2 separate regions of the Homo sapiens genome follow, and region 1 is linked to region 2. The links are chromatin loops, found by intact Hi-C in ENCODE. Cell type or tissue: heart right ventricle. All regions are shown on one strand. Links, peaks and the distances in the headings refer to the core of each region. The heading gives the core; the rest is flanking DNA.

What was found. Peaks named below come from ENCODE experiments on the same cell type or tissue, not always from the same donor. Only the 100,000 strongest peaks of a DNase experiment are listed, where the experiment ranks them.
Region 1: a loop joins it to region 2, with 9 times the contacts of the local background. A loop is called at or near these places in 13 of 110 quality-filtered maps.

The regions. Positions count from the first base shown.
Region 1 is chr12:31,051,502-31,055,894 of GRCh38, reverse strand. The region is part of intron 2 of DDX11-AS1 (DDX11 antisense RNA 1); the gene reads left to right. Among named protein-coding and RNA genes, the nearest start is that of DDX11-AS1, 20 kb to the left of the region's middle. In heart right ventricle, for the core only: a CTCF peak has its summit at 1,745 (motif pointing right); no DNase peak of the experiment used is centred there.
Region 2 is chr12:30,848,844-30,853,236 of GRCh38, reverse strand. No RefSeq gene overlaps it. Among named protein-coding and RNA genes, the nearest start is that of LINC00941, 55 kb to the right of the region's middle. RefSeq lists enhancers at 1,556-1,905, 4,354-4,393. In heart right ventricle, for the core only: CTCF peaks have their summits at 1,769 and 1,970 (motif pointing left); DNase peaks (open chromatin) are centred at 1,486, 1,956 and 2,326; H3K4me3 peaks cover 741 bases; H3K27ac peaks cover 398 bases.

The DNA of each region.
Region 1 (4,393 bases), core at 141-4,140, 200 kb before region 2:
TAAGGGCAGCTCAGGCCCTGGCATTGCTTGTCCTGAGGACAGGCCAGCATGTCCTGTGCCTGGTGGTCTCCAGAAATGTTGTTGCCTGCCTGCTGCCACTCTGCATCTCAAGCTTATCCCCCCATGCCTTGCCAAAGCCCACTCCATCTCCCTCCCCTCCCAATCCACCTGGAGCTCCCACCTGTCATCTTTCCTTCCCACCGTGGGGCAGGTGGCGATCTGCAGGCCTCCCTGAGAGAGAACTGCCCCTACCCTGCCTCAAAGCCAGGGGCACTGATCCAGCTCTCAGCTCCAAGAAGATGGACTGGGATCTTCCCTTAATGCCTTCTGGGGTCTGAGGATAAAGATGGAGAGAGGCACTGAGCTGAGCACAAACAGGAAAAGGAAGAGCTCATGGCTCAGAGCTGAAGAAGACAGGACCCAGTGAGCAGAGGACTGTGTCCCCATAGGGAAAGACATGTTCTGGTACAGGCAGGTCTGGAGTTCAGGAAGGATTCAGGCTCAGTAGGGACTCCGGCTCACTGCCCTCTGCTTGGGAGAGCAAACCCTCCTAGGTGAGGTTTCCTTTCTGTGCCTTTACTGCAGGGAGCTTGTGTCAGAATCAAGGGCACCATCAAAATAGGATGCCACAGACATCTCAGCTGTGCCAAACTAATGCCCAAAGGCTCAGCTATTGCAGGTAGGGGTGGGAGGGCAGGCCCTCACAGGTAGGCCTCCTCACAGGCCCACCCTGCCCTTTATGGCACAGCCCAGGACCCTTAGGTCAAAGCTGACTTTTCCCAGTCTCAAAGCGCCGTCTTATCTGTTGCTTTATTTGTAACTCACAACAGGCCTCTGAGTCAGGCAGGGCATATGTCACTCCTATTTCATAGAAAGAGAAACTGAGGCATGGGGTGGGCTAAGTGACTTGGGCCAGAGGGTAAGTGAATTGGAGTCAGGACTCAGATCTCCTTGGATCCACACCAGACATCCTCCCACATGGAACCCTCTCCCTAATCTTAACACTTCCATGGCGTCATGGCTTCATCAGCCATCACAAGAAAATGAGGCCACAGAAATTGCATGCATGTTCATGTGTGTGTGTGCCTGTGTGTGTGTACACAAGTTCATGTGTTTGTGCACGTGTGCATATGTGCATGCGTGATGCCTTACTTGCTGAGGGAAGAGGAGGAGGGTTGGCAGCTGCTGATGATTTTCTCTATCTTGAATGTTGTAAGTGCTTTTCCCAGGAGAGCCAGATAGCCATGGTGTGTCAGGAGAGGTCTCAGAATGAGACTTATGAAGTGAAGATGAACAATGACACAGAGGCCTGCAGTGAGCCCAGTCTGCTCTCCACAGAGATGTGAGCTCTGCTGTCCTCTGCCCAGGATGGCCTGGGTGTGGAGATGGGTCTGGGGAGGCAGGGGCAGGTCCTCAAGATCCCTCCTCTGGGCATGATTTGTAGGAGGAGGGGAGATCACAGAGAAAAAACCTGCACAGCCTCTGTCATCTTCTTAGTGGAATGGGGGCCCCCATCTCTCTTTTTCACACACACACACACGCGCACACGCACACACACACACAGCCCTTTTTAGTTTGGCCTTTCCTGACTGGGAAAACATCTAAACATGGTTTCTTAAACTTTTTAGGCTGTAACCAACAGACATAAATGTATTTTCTGGTGACACTTAGTGCACAAATACATATATTGACAAACAAGTGTTTCGTGACACTACTGTAAAATAAAGCTGCCCAGAAGAGGGCACTGGTGGCAAATCTAGGCCTGAGATTATTTTGACCTTGCTGGAATTTTTTTAATATTTTAGTTGCATATCTAGATGCCTTAGAAGGTTGTGGCATCCATTTGGCTTTTAAATGCCAGCTATGAGAGAGGAGGTGGCTGCAGCACTGGCTAAAGGGCAGAAGGAAAAAGGGAAAATTCTCCTCCAAGGGAGCAGACCAATGTTGCTTAGACCCTAGCTCTGATCACCCTTCTCTCAAAACTCTGCATCCAAACCTCATCCTCAGGTTGATCTCTTCTACCCTTGACTGCCTGTTCCCAGATGTACTGGGTTGAAAAAGTTCATGTCCACTCAGAACCCGGAATGTGACCTTGTTTGAAAATAGGGTCTTTGCAGATGTTACCAAGGTAAGGGGAGCTCAGTGGATTAGAGTGGGCCCTACCTAGTCCAGTGATTGCTGGTTTTATTAAGAAGAGAACACACACACAGACACACATGCACCAAACACACACACACACACATATACACAAGAATGTGCCCTGTGAAAATGCAGGCAGAGCTTAGAGTGGCCTGGATCTGTATGTTGCTTCAGTTCTGGGAGCTCCCATGAGCCAGCAGAGAGACTGCAGGGTCTTCCTGAACAGTTCCTGAAGAGGAAAGAGAGACTCAGAGGATTGCCCCGATATCGCCCTTCCCTCCTCCTAAACTCTGCTGGGCTCTCCCACTCCCCCAGGAAGACTTCCCTGCTAACTTCTGCCCTGCAAGTTGACCCTGAGATTTTCAAGTGCCACCTGCCCCTGTGAACTTGAATGGATTGCGCTGTTCTTTGCACAAGAACAGAAACGTCTGCCTGGAGTGCAGCTTGTCCTGGTGGCTGGGACTTTCCTGACACACAGCTCCCCTTATCTGTTGTGGAGCGGTCTCACTGACATCTGAGCAAGCAACTGGAAGAAGCTTCAGCCCCAGTTCTAAAGGTTCACAGTGACTGACAGCTGGGGTTGAGACAGACCCGCCTTCTGTAGGTGGACTTGGTGATGGCCTCGGTTGTCCTTTTATAGACATTACCTATTGTGAGGGGCACGACTTTCACCCTCCTGCCCCACCAGTGTGGCAGTGCATTTTTTATTCTTTACATTTTTTATTCATATTATTTCTTGTTCAATTGAAGATGTACTTCTTCCTGAGTGTGCCTGTGAAAGGCTTTCTGAAAGAAGCTGCTTAGGTGACTCAGCCTGGAAGCTGAGGCAGGTTGCAAGGGGGCATCTTCCTGAGCCCTCAGTATGTCATCCATGAGGGACTGGATGGGCTCCAGTGACTCATTCTTCACTCCTTCCAGAGCTGAAACCAGAATGAGGCCAACTCAGACTCTGGACCCTAAGCACCGCCTCCCTAACCCCCTTCTTCCCACCCCATGCCAGGTCAGCATTGCACAGCTCTGCTTAGAATCATGTTTCCACTATAAAAGCAATACTTGTTTCACTGTAGGAAATACTTAATACACAATTTTTTTTAAGGAAAAGAAGAAAAATCACTCACCCCAGAGATAACACTGCTAATATTTGGTAGCTGTCCTTGCAGTCTTTTTTTAAAACAGCAACCAAAAAAACAAACAAACAAACAACAACAAAAAACAACCGAATGTTGATAGATTTTTTTTTCACAAAATAGGACTAGTAATTTTTTTCATTCCATAATATATTCCTCTATACAGCATAACAGGCAATCACATGATTCTACCATAACTTTTTTAAAAAAAAAAAAACAGGGCCTCAACCAGTCACCCAGGCTAAAGTATAATGGCGTGATCATATCTCACTGCAGCCTCAACCTTCTGGGCTCAGGTGATCCTCCTACCTCAGCCTCCTGAGTCATTGGGACTATAGGTGTGAGCCACCACATCTGACTAATTCTATCATAATTTTTTTGGTGAATACCCTATTTCTGAATAATTAGATTCTTTGCAATCTTTCAGTGTTATAAAAAGTAATCATAAATTCATTCAGCAACTATATATTGAGGACTTACTATTACCAGGCACTGCTAGGGGCTGGGGATCCAGGGGAGGACAAGAAAAACAGATTCCCACCCTTGAGAAGTTAGCATTCTGGTGGGGGAAAGACAAATCAGCAGTTAAATGCAAATTAAGTAAAAGGGAGGAAGCTGAGGGGAGTTCTGAGACCAAATGACGGGGGAGGAGCCCTTAGGCCCATCAGGGGATGTTTCTCTGAGAAGGTGATGCTCCAGCTCAGACCCGAAGTTGAAAGCCAGCCTACGAACACACAGGGCAAGGGCAGAAGACTTCCACGTGGTGTGTGTGGGGGGTCTCTTTGTGTCATAGAAAGTACCAGTGTGACTGCAGTTCCCAGAGGGGCAGGAAGTGGTGTAGGCTAAGGGTGAGAGGCCTCAGAGGTCAGGACATTCTGAGTCGGGTGAGTGAGAATATGGGAGCAGACTGAGACCCTAAGAGCAGTAGGGAGCTGCTGAGGGGTTTAAAGCAAGGAGTGGCATGTTCCAGCATGCATGTTCTAAAGAGAATCTGGCTGCTAAGAGCAGAATCGTATAGAGAAGAGGAAGAGGGTGTTGGGAGGCTGTTAAAGTGGTCCCGTTAGGGAATCATGAGGGTGTAGAGTAGGGTGGGAACAAAAGAAATGGAGACAGGAAATTCCTTAGCA
Region 2 (4,393 bases), core at 172-4,171:
TGAATATATGTATGTGTATATATGTCTGTATATGTATATGTATGTATATGTATGCATACATATACATACACATGTATGTGTATGTGTACGTATATGTATATGTATGTATACATGTACATACATATATACACACACATATATGAATAATGTGCTCTATACTTTTTACTGATTGAAATATCCAATCAAAGAAGGGTGACAACGTAGATTGGGTGGTTGTTGAGCAGTCTTTTGGTGGTGATAGTCTCCTTGGAATCTGTTTCAGAAACCAGGCACAGTTATAGGAGAAGCTTTTTGGAATATATTAAGATCAAACACTTAGTAATGATTTTTAAAAGATCAAGCATCGTTTATTGAGACCAACAAATAACTTTCACCTTTTTACTACTGTGGAACATAAAAATATTAACGGAGGATTTTTTTTCTATTTTAAATGTCCCTCACTGCTGAACTGCTCATAGATATTATGTTTTTAAGGGAGTAGTGGAATTAATCATTAAATGCAAATTTACTACTTATATTTCCCAGAAAGTATATCATGGGAATTACAAATAATCTCCATTTTCTAAAATTATCCTCAAATTTATAATGCTATCAGGATGTAAGGTGAGTTAAAGTACAATTGCATTTTTTTAAAGTTTTAAAAACTAAAACTGAATGTAGATAATTCCAAAATATTTTGAGAAGGCCTCCTCAGTGTTCCATGATTTTGACATGTGTGGTTATGTGGAGGCTCAGTGAACCCGCAGGGTAACACACTTCTATTTTTGGATGGAGGCATGCAGGGAGAAAGGATGAAAAGGACAACGCAGCTTTGATAGGAAGCCTGCTTTTGGGGAAGGGATGGTCCACTCAGGCTTCCTGGAGGGTGGGAGTTCTTCCTGCCCAACATTGCCCCTCGTTTTCCCAGAGGAGCTTAAAACCCCAGTGAAAAAGCCACAGTTCCTGGAAAGTGTTATGGATCTGATAGCATTACATTTTATAAGCTATTAATACCCAAATTCACCATGTCCAAAAATGAGTTCCTTAATGACTAAGCCCCCTATCCATCACTAAACCAGCTTTGTCTCTCTATCAAAGTAAATGGCCCTGATATGGCTCCAATGACTGGAGGAACATCAGGTCCTTGGTCTCATGCTGATTTAGATAAAATGACATGGACACATGCGGAGTGGTTTAAGGAGCGGATAATTTAATAGGCAAGAAAGAAGAAAGAAGAAAGAAAGAAGAGAACAGCTCCCCTGTACAGAGACAGAGGGAGGGCAGAAAAGTGGTCGGTTATATGGGAGGCTGGAGGAGGCAGTATCTGATTTGCATAGAGCTGTAGGGTCCAGCCCTACTGGGTCTGTGGGTTTTTCTCCTGGTGTGCGGAGATGAGAGGTCGTAGAAATAAAGACACAAGACAAAGAGATAGAAGAAAAGACAGCTGGGCCCGGGGGACCACTACCACCTAGATGTGGAGACTGGCAGTGGCCCCGAATGCCTGGTCGCGCTGTTATTTATTGTGTACAAGGCAAAGGGGCAGGGTAAGGAGTGTGAGTCATCTCCAGTGATTAATAAGGTCATGTGAGTCACGTGTCCACCGGACAGGGGGCCTTTCCCTTTTAGGTAGCCGAGCTGGAGAGAGGACAGCTTACGTCATTATTTCTTCTATGCTCTTCTCAGAAAGATCAAAGACTTTAATACTTTCACTAATTCTGCTATTGCTATCTAGAAGGCGGAGCCAGGTGTACAGAGCAGAACATGAAAGTGAAACAGGAGCGTGACCTCTGAAGCACAGCATCACAGCGAGACGTTTAGGTCTCCGGATGGCTGCGGGCGGGCCTGACTGATGTCAGGCCTTCCACAAGAGGTGGTGGAGCAGAGTCTTCTCTAACTCCACCGGGGAAAGGGAGACTCCCTTTCCCGATCTGCTAAGTAACGGGTGCCTTCCCAGGCACTAGCGTTACCACTAGACCAAGGAGCCCTCTAGTGGCCCTGTCCGGGTGTGACAGAGGGCTCACACTAGTCTTCTGGTCACTTCTCACCATGTCCCTTCAGCTCCTATCTCTGTATGTCCTGGTTTTTCCTAGGTTATAATTGTAGAACAAAGATTATTATAATATTAGAATAAAGAGTAATGCTATAAACTAATGATTAGTAATATTCATATATAATCATATCTATATTCTATGCCTAATATAACTATTCTTATTTTAAGTATTTTCTTTATTATACTGGAATAGCTTGTGCTTTTAGTCTCTTGCCTCGTCACCTGGGTGGCTTGCCGCCCACAGAGGGCCCAGGGGATTGGTTTGACCAGGTGTGTCATTCACGAAGCCCGTGAAAAACCCGGCCCTCCCACCTTATCCTTTTAATGTGCAAATGTGGGCCGCTCTGATGTCCTGAACACATGCAGTTACCTGGAGGTGGCCATGACACTTGGCATACCTGGTGACAAGAAGAAGGCACGAATCACCATATTGGGTGGACTCAGCTTCTAATGGCCTGCGTTTGCATATCAAAGCTTGCCAGCCTGGCCCTTTAATTTGCCTTTCTGTTAGAAAAGAAATGATTTGGCCAGGTGCGGTGGCTGATGCCTGTAATCCTAGCACTTTGGGAGGCTGAGGTAGGCGGATCACTTGAGGTCAGGAGTTTGAGATCAGCCTGGCTAACATGGTGAAACCCCATCTCTACTAAAAATACAAAAAAAAAAATTAGCCAGGCTTGGTGGCGGGCACCTATAATCCTAGCTACATGGGAGGCTGAGACAGGAGAATCACTTGAACCAGGGAGGCAGAGGTTACAGTGAGCCCAGATTGCACCATTGCACTCCAGCCTGGGCGACAGAGTGAGACTGTCTCAAAAAGAAAAGAAAAGGTCTGGGGTTGCTTTTATTAAAAGAAAAAGCCTTACCGAGAATTCCTTTTACCCTTTCTATCTGCCTAAAAATTATTTCTTAGTAACTCCTGTATCATTCCCCCGCTCAAGAGAAGCAAACCTAACTGCTGTCAGGGGGTGTTGGATGGCGATTCTTTCTGGCTACTTCCTGCTGAAAAGGGGTATTGTGTGGGGAACAGCAGTTGTGCCTTCTCCTGAGGTTTATCTAAGGGTTCTTGGAAGAATGGCGTGACCATGTGTAAAAAGTAAAGTAGAGGTTCCTCTTCAAAGACTTTCCGCCCCGTCTAATAAGAAATAAATAGTAACTTCTCTTAAAAGCAAAATTTATTCAAAGACCTGTGCTAACATTCTTAAATATCTGCTAGCCATAATAAAGAAATCAATGTAATTTATGTTCTTAGCTCCCACAATTTAGCCTAAATATTTGCCCTGGCATGCTTATACTGGTCCAAGCAAGCATTAGATCATAGTCTGTTCCTCTTCCTTATTTAAAAGTGTTTTTACCTTTCCCAGCATTCCACAAGTTACTTCCTCCTTCTTTTGTTCTCCTCTACCTTTGCCTCTTTTAAAAAGTTCTAAGTTGCTAGCCAATCGGGACAAATACAGAATGTGAGGTCCCATTCCAGCTATTGGAAACTGGACACAGCAGTAGGGTGGACGCGTCAGGTTATAAATGACCCTGTCTCCTTTGTTCAGTGTACTCTCCTGGCAAAACTGCTGGCGAGTGTACCCTTTCTGCAAGAAGTAAAAATGGCCTTACTAAATAAACTGATGCTCAAGTGCTATTTCTTTACAAGCATTTCAAACACGTGTGGCTTTGCTCGCAGCACCGTTTGGAGTTTGATTGCTTCCAGGTGAAAAGAGATAAATTTTATAAGAAAATTTAAAATATAGGGTTAGAATGTGAGTATTAAGATTACCACCGTGAGTGGGGGTCCTATAGACCCTGAGTTTCATACCTATTAGTTACACCATGGATTGCAATACCAGTATCTCGCTGTACATTACCAGAAACATTAATATAAAAGAAACATTTTCCTTGAGAAAACCATACATTTCCCCTTTGACTTGCCATTAGAGAATAACTTTAAGCTTAGGCCATTTTCCTAACTTGCAATATGCTTGGGAGAAATACATTAGTGGGTGGCTAAAATAACTTTAATGTTAATCTTGACAATTCCTTTCCTTTAATAATTTCATGACTTTCACAGACCCTCTTACAACATACTTAAACTTTCTGACTTGCCCTAAGCATTCATCCTTTAAACAACCAGTCATTTCCTTTTAGGACAAGTATTTACCAATGAAAATCTTTTCTTACATAAAATCTTCCTTTATAATCTTCTCTTTATAGCTTAGAGCACATTATATTACCAACCTTCAGAAAAAGTCCTATTAAACGTAATGATAGTAAAACTTTCATCCTTGCTTCTTATCCACAACTATTACTCCTGCTATAAGCGACACAATTTTGACTAAATCTTTCCTGCAACTATCAATCCTGTTATAAGGTTGA